Linked DNA regions of Homo sapiens: all the other regions are linked to region 1. Evidence: chromatin contacts called from ENCODE Hi-C or POLR2A ChIA-PET data. All regions are on one chromosome and are shown on one strand. Each heading gives the region's core, a stretch centred on a gene start or an enhancer-like site at or near the end of the contact. The rest is flanking DNA. Distances are from core to core; before and after follow the strand shown.

Evidence for each region. A loop is a pair of places that touch in the nucleus more often than their neighbours do. ChIA-PET counts read pairs that join two places held with the same protein, here RNA polymerase II (POLR2A). Pooled maps may share reads with other maps.
Region 2: a loop to region 1 is called in a map of K562, with 5 times the contacts of the local background. The contact joins the promoter of ZSCAN31 here to the promoter of H2BC13 in region 1. A Hi-C loop is called at or near these places in 1 of 168 maps with a recorded cell type or tissue (K562), 1 of 37 single-sample maps with no recorded cell type and 9 of 50 pooled maps. POLR2A ChIA-PET finds 5 or more read pairs at or near these places in 5 of 52 experiments (HEK293, WTC11, activated T-cell and 1 more).
Region 3: a pooled map shows a loop between it and region 1 (4-fold over the local background). The contact joins the enhancer-like site here to the promoter of H2BC13 in region 1. A Hi-C loop is called at or near these places in 2 of 37 single-sample maps with no recorded cell type and 8 of 50 pooled maps. POLR2A ChIA-PET finds 5 or more read pairs at or near these places in 7 of 52 experiments (GM10248, HEK293, MCF 10A and 2 more).

What each region holds. Positions count from the first base shown.
Region 1 is chr6:27,806,617-27,809,673 of GRCh38, reverse strand. H2BC13 (H2B clustered histone 13) reads left to right here and starts at 1,745. Exons shown (of 1, transcript NM_003519.4): 1 at 1,745-2,195. The coding sequence starts at 1,768. The coding sequence ends at 2,148. It overlaps H2AC13 (H2A clustered histone 13), which reads right to left and starts at 1,501. Exons shown (of 1, transcript NM_003509.3): 1 at 1,007-1,501. The coding sequence starts at 1,464. The coding sequence ends at 1,072. It also overlaps the pseudogene H4C10P. RefSeq lists enhancers at 641-1,239, 1,158-1,357, 1,698-1,927, 2,178-2,277, 1,840-2,439 and 1 more.
Region 2 is chr6:28,334,340-28,337,596 of GRCh38, reverse strand. ZSCAN31 (zinc finger and SCAN domain containing 31) reads left to right here and starts at 1,449. Exons shown (of 4, transcript NM_030899.5): 1 at 1,449-1,515. RefSeq lists an enhancer at 1,784-1,903.
Region 3 is chr6:27,250,050-27,253,354 of GRCh38, reverse strand. It overlaps PRSS16 (serine protease 16), which reads right to left. Exons shown (of 12, transcript NM_005865.4): 5 at 2,549-2,672; 6 at 2,236-2,313; 7 at 2,091-2,138; 8 at 1,315-1,605; 9 at 406-547. Among named protein-coding and RNA genes, the nearest start is that of PRSS16, 4.0 kb to the right of the region's middle. RefSeq lists enhancers at 1,074-1,273, 1,294-1,463, 1,053-1,573, 1,844-2,213, 2,354-2,423 and 1 more. Within about 2 kb of position 1,939, at least 19 of the 41 ENCODE cell types and tissues checked have a DNase peak (open chromatin) inside an H3K27ac peak, as active enhancers do; they include PC-3, where a contact is called at or near this core.

The sequences.
Region 1 (3,057 bases), core at 496-2,995:
TTTTCCAAATGCAATGTGTATTTTATATAAAATTCATGCTATGGAATTTCCAATGATCACTATCCACAATTGGCTAGTGGCTGCAATACTGGACAGGACAGCCTTATACACCTGTCCCCTCAATTTTCTATCTTTTGACCACTTAAATTTAAAAAACTTCTATTTTTATAACCAAGAAAAGCTGGTTCGCATGTGAGAAATTCAAGGCCAAAAAATGTCAAAGAAACAACTTTATGTGAACTTTTCACTTTTAGATTAAAGTAATTCCATTGCAGCTTATTTTTCCAATACTCTAGAAATGTAATTCATTTTCTTTTAAGAATCTATTCCATTCGTACATCCAGATCTGATTCAGATTAAAAACATCAAGTCAGATATTTTAAAAGTGGAATTTACCATGCTGAAACAAATTAAGTCATCTCTGTACTAAGAAATCAATTTGTGTGGCTGGGGGTGGGAAAGCTCGGGAAATTTTAATTTCAATGAATTTTCAGAAAATGCTTCAAAGAGAACTACCTGGCACCATAAGTAACTGTTCTAATTAGTCTAATAATTATTCTCAACTCAATCATTAATGTTCAAATGCAATTAATTATACAGATTCGAGAGATATTTCTCAGAAATGAAGAATCCAAGTCGTTGATCTAGATTTGGATTGAACGTCGAATGCCCGGTTTGTTATTTACCAAGACCCAGAAAACATCTGGCCCCAAAGCAGACATGTTTGCTTCAACAGACTAAAAGTAAAACCCGACGGTGAACCATACAGAATTCAACATACTTGGATAATGCCAGCTTAGGAAAAACTAAATTTTCTTCCACTAAGCTTAAGATGAAGGCGTGTTTAATACTTTTAATGTTATCCAGGCTTTTTATAAAGCTAACGAGATTGTCACTACCTAACCAAGACACCGAAGACTGATCTACGTAACCTTTGGAGTGGTTTAGAAGTAGGCAAAGACGAGAAATTACATTAAACATAGTGCTCAGTTCTTCCACAAAATTGTAGGTGGCTCTGAAAAGAGCCTTTGGTTCCTTTGGGATTGAGTTGCTGCAAACTAATCCAGGCTTCTACTTGCCCTTCGCCTTGTGGTGGCTCTCGGTCTTCTTGGGCAGTAGCACGGCCTGGATGTTGGGCAGGACGCCACCCTGTGCGATGGTGACTTTGCCCAGAAGCTTGTTGAGCTCCTCATCGTTGCGGATGGCCAGCTGGAGGTGACGCGGGATGATGCGAGTCTTCTTGTTGTCGCGGGCCGCGTTGCCAGCCAGCTCCAGGATCTCGGCGGTCAGGTACTCCAGCACCGCCGCCAGGTACACCGGCGCTCCAGCACCGACCCGCTCCGCATAGTTGCCTTTGCGGAGCAGGCGATGCACTCGGCCTACGGGAAACTGAAGCCCGGCCCGAGAAGAGCGGGTCTTGGCCTTGGCGCGAGCTTTGCCTCCCTGCTTGCCACGCCCAGACATGGCAAAAGGCCTATTATCTATACGGTCAAGAAAGACTGAAGTGAAACTAGAAAAACGTACATTTTATAGCCTCTACTGGGCGCGAAAAGGAAGCTGTGCGATTGGCTTACGTTTTATTTTTATTTAGACCAATAGGACTCGATTATGCAGGATACCTATTTTGATTGGGCAAAACTGGCATCTGTCGTCATCCACGGATAATTACCAATCAGCAGAGACCTTCCCACTACCTCGGCCGCATAAACTATTATATAAAAAGAGGAGACCGACTTCTTGTTTTGGTTTTGCCACTATTGTTTCATTATGCCCGAGCTGGCCAAGTCTGCTCCCGCCCCGAAGAAGGGCTCCAAGAAGGCGGTGACCAAGGCCCAGAAGAAGGATGGCAAGAAGCGCAAGCGCAGCCGCAAGGAGAGCTACTCCGTGTACGTGTACAAGGTGCTGAAGCAGGTCCACCCCGACACCGGCATCTCTTCTAAGGCCATGGGAATCATGAACTCCTTCGTCAACGACATCTTCGAGCGCATCGCAAGCGAGGCTTCCCGCCTGGCGCACTACAACAAGCGCTCGACCATCACCTCCAGGGAGATCCAGACCGCCGTGCGCCTGCTGCTTCCGGGGGAGCTGGCCAAGCACGCGGTGTCGGAGGGCACCAAGGCCGTCACCAAGTACACCAGCTCCAAGTAAATTCTCAAGCTCTTGTCCAACCCAAAGGCTCTTTTCAGAGCCACTCACTATTATCTAAAGAAGAGCTGGTTCGCTCTTCCTATCACTGGGGGGCGAGGGGTCATAAATCATTTTGATCTATCCACTAAATTAATCTAGCTCTTTGAAAGCCATTTAAGGTGAAATGTACATGAGGTACGTGCATATAGCTACCAACACCATAGAGGGTCCGACCTTTGCGCTTGAGGGCATAAACTAAGTCCTTAGCAGGGACTGCTTTGCGCTTTGCTCGTTCCGTGTAAGTCAGTCAAGCGCATCCGGGATCACGTTATCCGGAAATTCCTTGAGCATCCACGGGTTTCTAAAAAGATGAGACCAGAATGCGTTTGACACCGCCAGGCCAGGCTCCAGGTGGTGGGTCTGGTGATGTCTGGATGTTGCACAGCAACTTGCGGTGGCGCCCCCTTTACCCAATCCTTTCCCTCACTTGCGCAACCAGACATGATTTTAAGGCACGACAAAAGACCCGAGGTAAAAACCAAAAACAGCACTAGGAAAACAAGGCTGGCGTTTTTAATCTTTCCGACTAAACTGGAAACTAGAGGGGTGGGCGCGGTGGCTCATGCCTGTAATCCCAGCACTTTGGGAGGTGGAGGCGGGCGGATCCCTTGAGCCCAGGAGTTCGCAACCAGCCTGGGCAACATAGCAAAACCCCGTCTCTGCAAAAAGCACAAAAATTAGCCAGGAGTGGTGGCGCGCCCCTGTTGTCCCAGCTACTTAGGGGGCTGATGTAGGAGGATGGCTTGAGCCTGGTAGGCGGAGTTTACAGTGAGCTGAGATCGCACCACTGCACTCCAGCCTGGGTGATAAAGCCAGGCCTTGTCTCAAAAAAAAAAGTGGGAGATCAGTAAAAGTTAACACCTTGCCTTC
Region 2 (3,257 bases), core at 200-2,699, 530 kb before region 1:
AAAGATCGCATTCAATGGGAATCTATATAATTAATGAATGAGTTGTAAAAAATCAATTCAACCTCTTAACATGTATTATCTGTCTTCTCTATTTCTATTGCTACTGCCTTGATTCAGGCCCTCACTCTCTCTACCCTGGATTCTTGTAGTAGTCTCCTAGCTGGTCTCCCTGCCTGTAGTCTCATTTCCTTACAGTCCATCCCCACATGGCTGCCAAGATAACATTTCTAGATGTAAATTTGATCAGACTGCTCAAATTCCTTGGTTAGGGATCCAAAAAAAGTAAGAGCTGGTGCCCCTGCCACATATACCACTCTCCAGTCATGCTGATCAGCCCAGTTCTTTGGATGTACCAAAGGATTTCACCCCAGTTCTGCTTTTGTACATTTGATTCCCTCTCCCAGAAATTTATTTCCTTTGCTCCTTTTCCAGTGTACACTGGCAGATTCCTGCTGAGTCTTGTTTTGCCCCATTAGTTTTCCTCTCTCTTCCACGCCACGAATTCAAACTAATACATACATTTATTTCCTACATACGTACTTAGCATGTTCCAGAGGCTATTCTCATCGATTTACAAGCACTTATTTTATTTTACTTCATTTCACATGCACGTCTGTTTTACGCAGTTACTTGTTTACACGCTCTTCTTCTAGACTTTGGGATTCCAGAAGACAGAGGTTTGAGTGTAAAACACAAAATAACAAAACCACAACAAAAACAACTCTGTATTCTCGTCCCCACCATTACCATCTCTCCTTTGTGATGTCAAAGAGACCAGAGGAAGTGGACAGACTCGGGGAAGAATAGGTAAGTATTAGAGACAGAAAAAGTATGAAGTCCCTTCTGTGAGGACTAACAATAGTGATGCCATTTTACAACCTTGATGACTGTGTTCTCAAGAAACAAAGCAAATGTCAACCCCGTCCATAGCTTCAACAGAGCATAACAGCTCTAACCGCAACAGAGCCTAACGGCCCTAACCACATCTGTCCCCAGTTGGAAAGTGTCCAAACAGTTCCAACTAGCCAGCACTTCCCCAACCCCTCCCCAACAGAAACTTTATTATAAAAGCCTCAGCTTGTAAGCGATCAGGATCTCAGCCAGATTCCTAACTGGAACTCTTCGCAGGCTTTTCCTGTAAATAAACCTGTTTGGCCGTGGAATTGCCTCCTGTTACTCGCTCTCTACGTTTATATCTTCCTAACACCTTCCGGCTCTAATGTTTTGGGTCTCGATGACCATCTAACTCCTAAATGCTGGGGGCCGCTCCCCATAGAAATGCCTCGCCGGATTTCTCCGCCTCGCACCCAGTGGGACTGGGATTTTTGGCCCCGGGGTTTGCAATAAGGGAGTCACCAAGCAGCAGCCACCTCTGGAATTCCTAGAAAGGAAAGAGTTGCCTGGCTTCAGCCAGTGGGCTCAGAACGGCTGACGCATTTCCGGCCTTTGCGGTTGATCGGTCATTGGGGTGCTGCAGCCCCGCCACCTGTTCCGTAGCTTGCCGGTGCCCCGAAGGTGAGTCTTGGCCCCTTGTCGCGACCCGCCAGGTTCCCAGAAGATTTCAGGTCTGTGCCTTGGAGTAGGCGGGGAGGGAACGTCTGCGCAGGCGTGACCCCCGCCCCTACACATTCACTGGCCTGAAGCCCCCGTGGAGTAGGTGGAGGTCCCGCCCCTTATCCTGAAGATTAAACAGCCTTTCTTTGTCTGAGATAACGCCCGGAGTTCTTTGTCCTGCCTCCAAGACGATAAAGGAGCGCAGACACAAAGGTGAGGTTAGAGCGAAAGTTTAATAAGCGAAAGGAAAAAGCTCTCTGCCAGCAGAGAAGGGGTCCCGACCGGGAGTACCCATTATGGGGCCCGTTCTGGGGTTTTTATGGACTGGAAAGGAGAGGGAATGCGCTTAGTCTGCGGGCTGTCCTGGCGAACGCTTGACTCAGCTTGGTCCGGGACCAATCAGGAGCTGAAATGATGATTCATAGCTGCTGCTTAGCTTGGCCCAGGACCTATCAGAAGCCGAAGTGAAAGTTTGGCCCCGGACCAATCAGGGGCTGAGGTGATGATTCACAGAAGCTGGGCTTATAGTCCTAATAAAGGAAAGTAGAGCGCCTGCCGGAACCTACCAGAACCCACCGTGTCCATACCCACAAAAGGAGAAGAAACTTTTCCTGGGAACCTGCTGACTATACAAAGGACAAAGGCATTATGTGTCAGGCCTTGTTCCCTTATCTGAGTGAGCTGGAGGTTCTGTGCAAGTTTTTATCCAAATGGGCCCGAGGTTTTTCTATCTATGCAGCCGTGGGCATATCTCTAGGCACAACACCCTGTGCTAGTTCCCTTATCGGTGCCTGCAACCTGATTTTTTCCCCAGGCTTAGTTTTATGTTATGTGGGGATAAGACACTAAATCATGGGCGGGGGCAGGCTCTCCAGGGACCCTTCCCTTGCTATCCACCTAAGGCAAGCTAGGTAGCCCTTTCACAGGGTGGTGGGAGAGACCCCTAGAGAGGTCGGAGCTTTGCGGCGAAACCGAGGTCCAGAGGTAGAGAAGGGTCTCTCCCTGTCAAAAGCCTTATTTCCTATATACACGTAATTTTTATTTAATAAGTCAACATTATGCAATGTTTGTCGCATATGTTTTCTTTAAATATTGTAAAAACCACCAACCTCATAACTTGTCACCTCTAGTTTCTAATGCATCTCTAAAAATTGGGGACATTTCCCTACATAACCACAAGATTATTAGCACACCCAACTAAGTGTAGGCGCTTCACCTAACACCTAGTTCATGTTTAAATCCTTCCACCCCCTGTTGTCCCACAGATGTCTTTTATACCTGTTTGTACCAACTAGGATCCAATCATAGACCACTCACTGCATGTAGTTGAGTCTTAACCTAGGGCAATTTTACTCTTTGCCTCCCTTCCTCCCATCCCATTGCCTTGTTTAAAAGGAGGCTCTTCCAGTCTTCCTGTAGTGCATCCCCATTTCTGGATTTGACTGTTTCCTCATGGTATTTAAGGTCTTCTTCTGTTTTCTTGTCATCGTAATTGGTATCCTTTGGGATTTATTTTACAACACACATGATTTGTGATTTACATGATCTCTTTGTTGCTGTTGTTAATTATGCTGACGTGAATGAAAACATTCTCATGAATGAAAACATTCTCTTTTATGCTCTTTCTGCCATGTTTTTATTTCGGTGAAGGACAGTGGGGACACATCAAATTCTGCATTGTTTCACTCTTTGCTGTCTGACAC
Region 3 (3,305 bases), core at 690-3,189, 560 kb after region 1:
AAAGCACAAGGGATGGACTACAGAGTTGTCCATGCAGAGTGAGGAGGACTCAGTAATTGACAGGCTAGCTAGAAAATGGGAAGGAAGCAACTAAAACAAGGCTCAAGTTTCTAGTCTGGTGGATGGGGAAAGGGGGCCATCCCTGGAATGGGGACACAGAGAAAGAATAGGCTGAAGGGAAGATCACTCAAGTGGAGACCTCAGTGTGTGCGTGAGGAGGCATGTGAGGGCCAAGCACATGCATACACTAGTATGGCTTCCACCTTCTCCAGCCCAACATCTGCAGGTTACACAGTGCCTGAGAGCTGGGTCGAAATGAGTCCAGACCACCTGTAAGATGACTTCTCTGGGCATAGTAAAAAGGTTGTTTGAGGGGACAAAGTTAGGGTTAGGCCAGTCACTTACAGAAGCCGAACTCGGTACATGTCTGATACAACCACTGCCGGTCACCCACACCAGACAGTTGAGGTTCTGTGCTCCTCAGCTGTGCCACTGTCTCTGCTCGGGAAAAGCTTAAACACTTCTGGCCCAGGCTGTGCAAGACAATCTAGGGAACAATGTACATACATAAGACATAAATTCCTCCTCTCTTCCCAGCAAGCCAGGGTGCAGAGGCCTATGTCCCCAGAGGTCAAAAGTCAGAAATAGAAGGGTGAGTTCCTGAGTTCTCCTGGGAGTCAGTGGTCAGAGGGGGTGGATGCCTGGGTCCTTGTGAGTTAGAGATCAATGCACTAGAAGACTGAGACCTTATTACCTGTGAGAGCTTGGGCAAGTGATAATCTTTCAGACTTCAGTTTCCTTTTCTGTAAGTGGCGATAATAATAGTGCCTATCTCTTGAGAACTTAATGAAATAATATATGTGAAGCACTTTATACAGCACTTGGTCCAGACAGTGCTGGAAAAGCGACAGCTGGATTGCAGTTGTGGATTTAGAGGCTGCAGTCCCAGGTACCTAGGAGAACCCTATCCCCAGAGATAACATTTTTTCATTCATTCTAAAAATACTAAGTGAGAATTTGCCATGTGCCAGGCACTCCTGCAGGCCCCCCAAAAGAGAACAGGACAGGATAGGCAAAATAGGTAATAATCGCAGTCTCTAACATTCGCACACTGTGTGCCAGGCTCCCAGCTGATTGCTCTACATGACCCGCCTCATTTCATCTTCCCATCGGCCCTGTGAAGTGTTATCCCCATTTTACAGATGAGAAAACGAAGTTTCAGAGAAGGTTCTCGCTTGCCCAAGATCACACAACGGAAGTGGGGCAGGAATCTTTGTCCGCTAACTCCTCCCAGCTGTGCCAGGGAGTGCTCACCTGCACCGCCCGACGAAGCCCGCAGTAGGGCGTGGAGTGGCTGCGGTTGCCCCCGCCCCCGAGGAGAAGTCCGCAGAGCTGTCGCACGCTTAGCGGCGCTCCCGTCTGCCCATCATACTGCACTACACCTCCCACCAGTGCCTGCAGCGCCCCCAACAGCTCCGCCTGGTTTTCAGCGCGGCCCAGGGGCCCGCAAGCGCTCAGCTCCGTCCGCAATGCTGCTTGAGCCGCCCCACCCGAGCGCAGCCGCCGCTCCACTTCAGCGAAGGCGACGGACACCGCCGCCCGGCACTGTGGGAAGCAAGAGGCGATGTCCGCCAAGACTTAGGCTGGGCCTCGGCTTTCCCTACCCAGGACCTGCGTCCTCCTTGGGTTCCCCACTTTCCCCTAGCGGGACTCAGAGGGTGCAGACCTAGCTCTTGGCCCAGGCCCCCGCCCCCAGGCCCCCGCCCCCAATCCCCTGCCTCGCAGCCCTCCTTCTCGGGTCTTCCCTGCAGGCCCCGTCCTCCATTGTGGCCCCGCCCCACCTTGAGCCTCACCTCCGGATAGGATTGTCCCTGCCCAAACCCCGCCCTCTCTGGGGAGCGCCTCTTTTCCTGGTGCCCCTCCTCTTCGTCAGCTCCCGCCTTCTTCCAAAACCTGCGTATTCCCCCGAGCTCCGACCTTCCTTAGACCCCGCCACGTTGCAGGTTTCGCCCTTCTCTGGCCTCCTCTTCCCTGGCATCCGAGGCCTCTTTTCCCTCCCAGTCCCCCTCGGACTAGGCCCCACCTCCTACCTCCAGGGACCCGCCGATCGCGGTGCTCATTAGGCTTCGGGATACCACCTGTGGGCGGACCGCAGAGGAAGGTATCCGGAAGTGTCAAGGGACTCCGCCCGCTGGGACCCCTCCCCGTCCCGCACCTGCTGCCCGCCATCCTTACGTCATTATACTCGGAGAAATCCAGCACGGCCCGCACCGGGGCGGAGGAGGCGACCGACGCGAAAATGAGATGGGGGAACTAAGGGAGGAGACGCCGTCAGCCTGCGGGCTGAGGGGTTGGAATCGCATATCTTTCTGCCTCTGTGTCACTTACTCGCTGTGTAATCTCGGGCTCTTGTGAGGACAGCTTGTGCAAAATTCTTTGGGCGCGGGAGGAAGGTAGGGGCGTGGTGGGAGGGTATTCCTATTATCTGAGACTGGGGCCCTGGAGTCCGAGTTCCCTCCCCCCAGCCCACCCGGAGGAGTCGCAGGACCTTCAGCCGGGCCCAGGCGGCCAAGGAGCCGGCATAGGAGCCTCCGAAGCAGATCCAGGGGCTGGAGGAGGAGATGTTAAAGAGGCGGGAAAGTGCCAGGCGGGCAGAGACCACATCAGCCAGCCTAGGGTCAAAGGGGGGACTCGGTCGGTCCTCATCGCTGGGAATCCCTGAAGATTTCCCCATTCTGGGGGAAACCCGGATCCAGAGACATGAATGGGTGAATCTGGCCAGAAACCAGGGCCGTTTTCTCATGACGTGTTTCCAAGTGTTCTCCAAGCCACATACACTTCCCAGAACATGTGTGCCTAGGCCAAGGGAGACCCTGTCCTCGTCCACTTTCTAGAAAGCCACCACCCTCTTTCCCTTCTCGTTTTAGGTAGGAGAGGAAAAATTTCCAAGTCAGTTTAGATGAAAACCTGACAAATGTAGGGAAGGGTTGAGGGCACTCAAGGAGGGCTACTAAGAGGAGAAGGAGGGGTCCTAACCTGATGAGTTGCAAGGTATTGGGAGAGAGAACAGACACAAAGAGAAATGGAGAGTGAAGTTTGGATATGTCTAACATCCTCTTTCTCCTCCCAAGGGCTTTCTTTCTTCCCTAACCTTTCTGAATGGCTTGCAGTTGGTACCATCCTGTTGCAGTTAGAAAACCGTTTCGCTTGTAGAAAAGATTAAGATGCAGAGAGACAGAGATGGAGACAAAGAGGCACAGATGTAGATACAGAGACGGAGAAAATGAGACAGGCAAACAGACTGT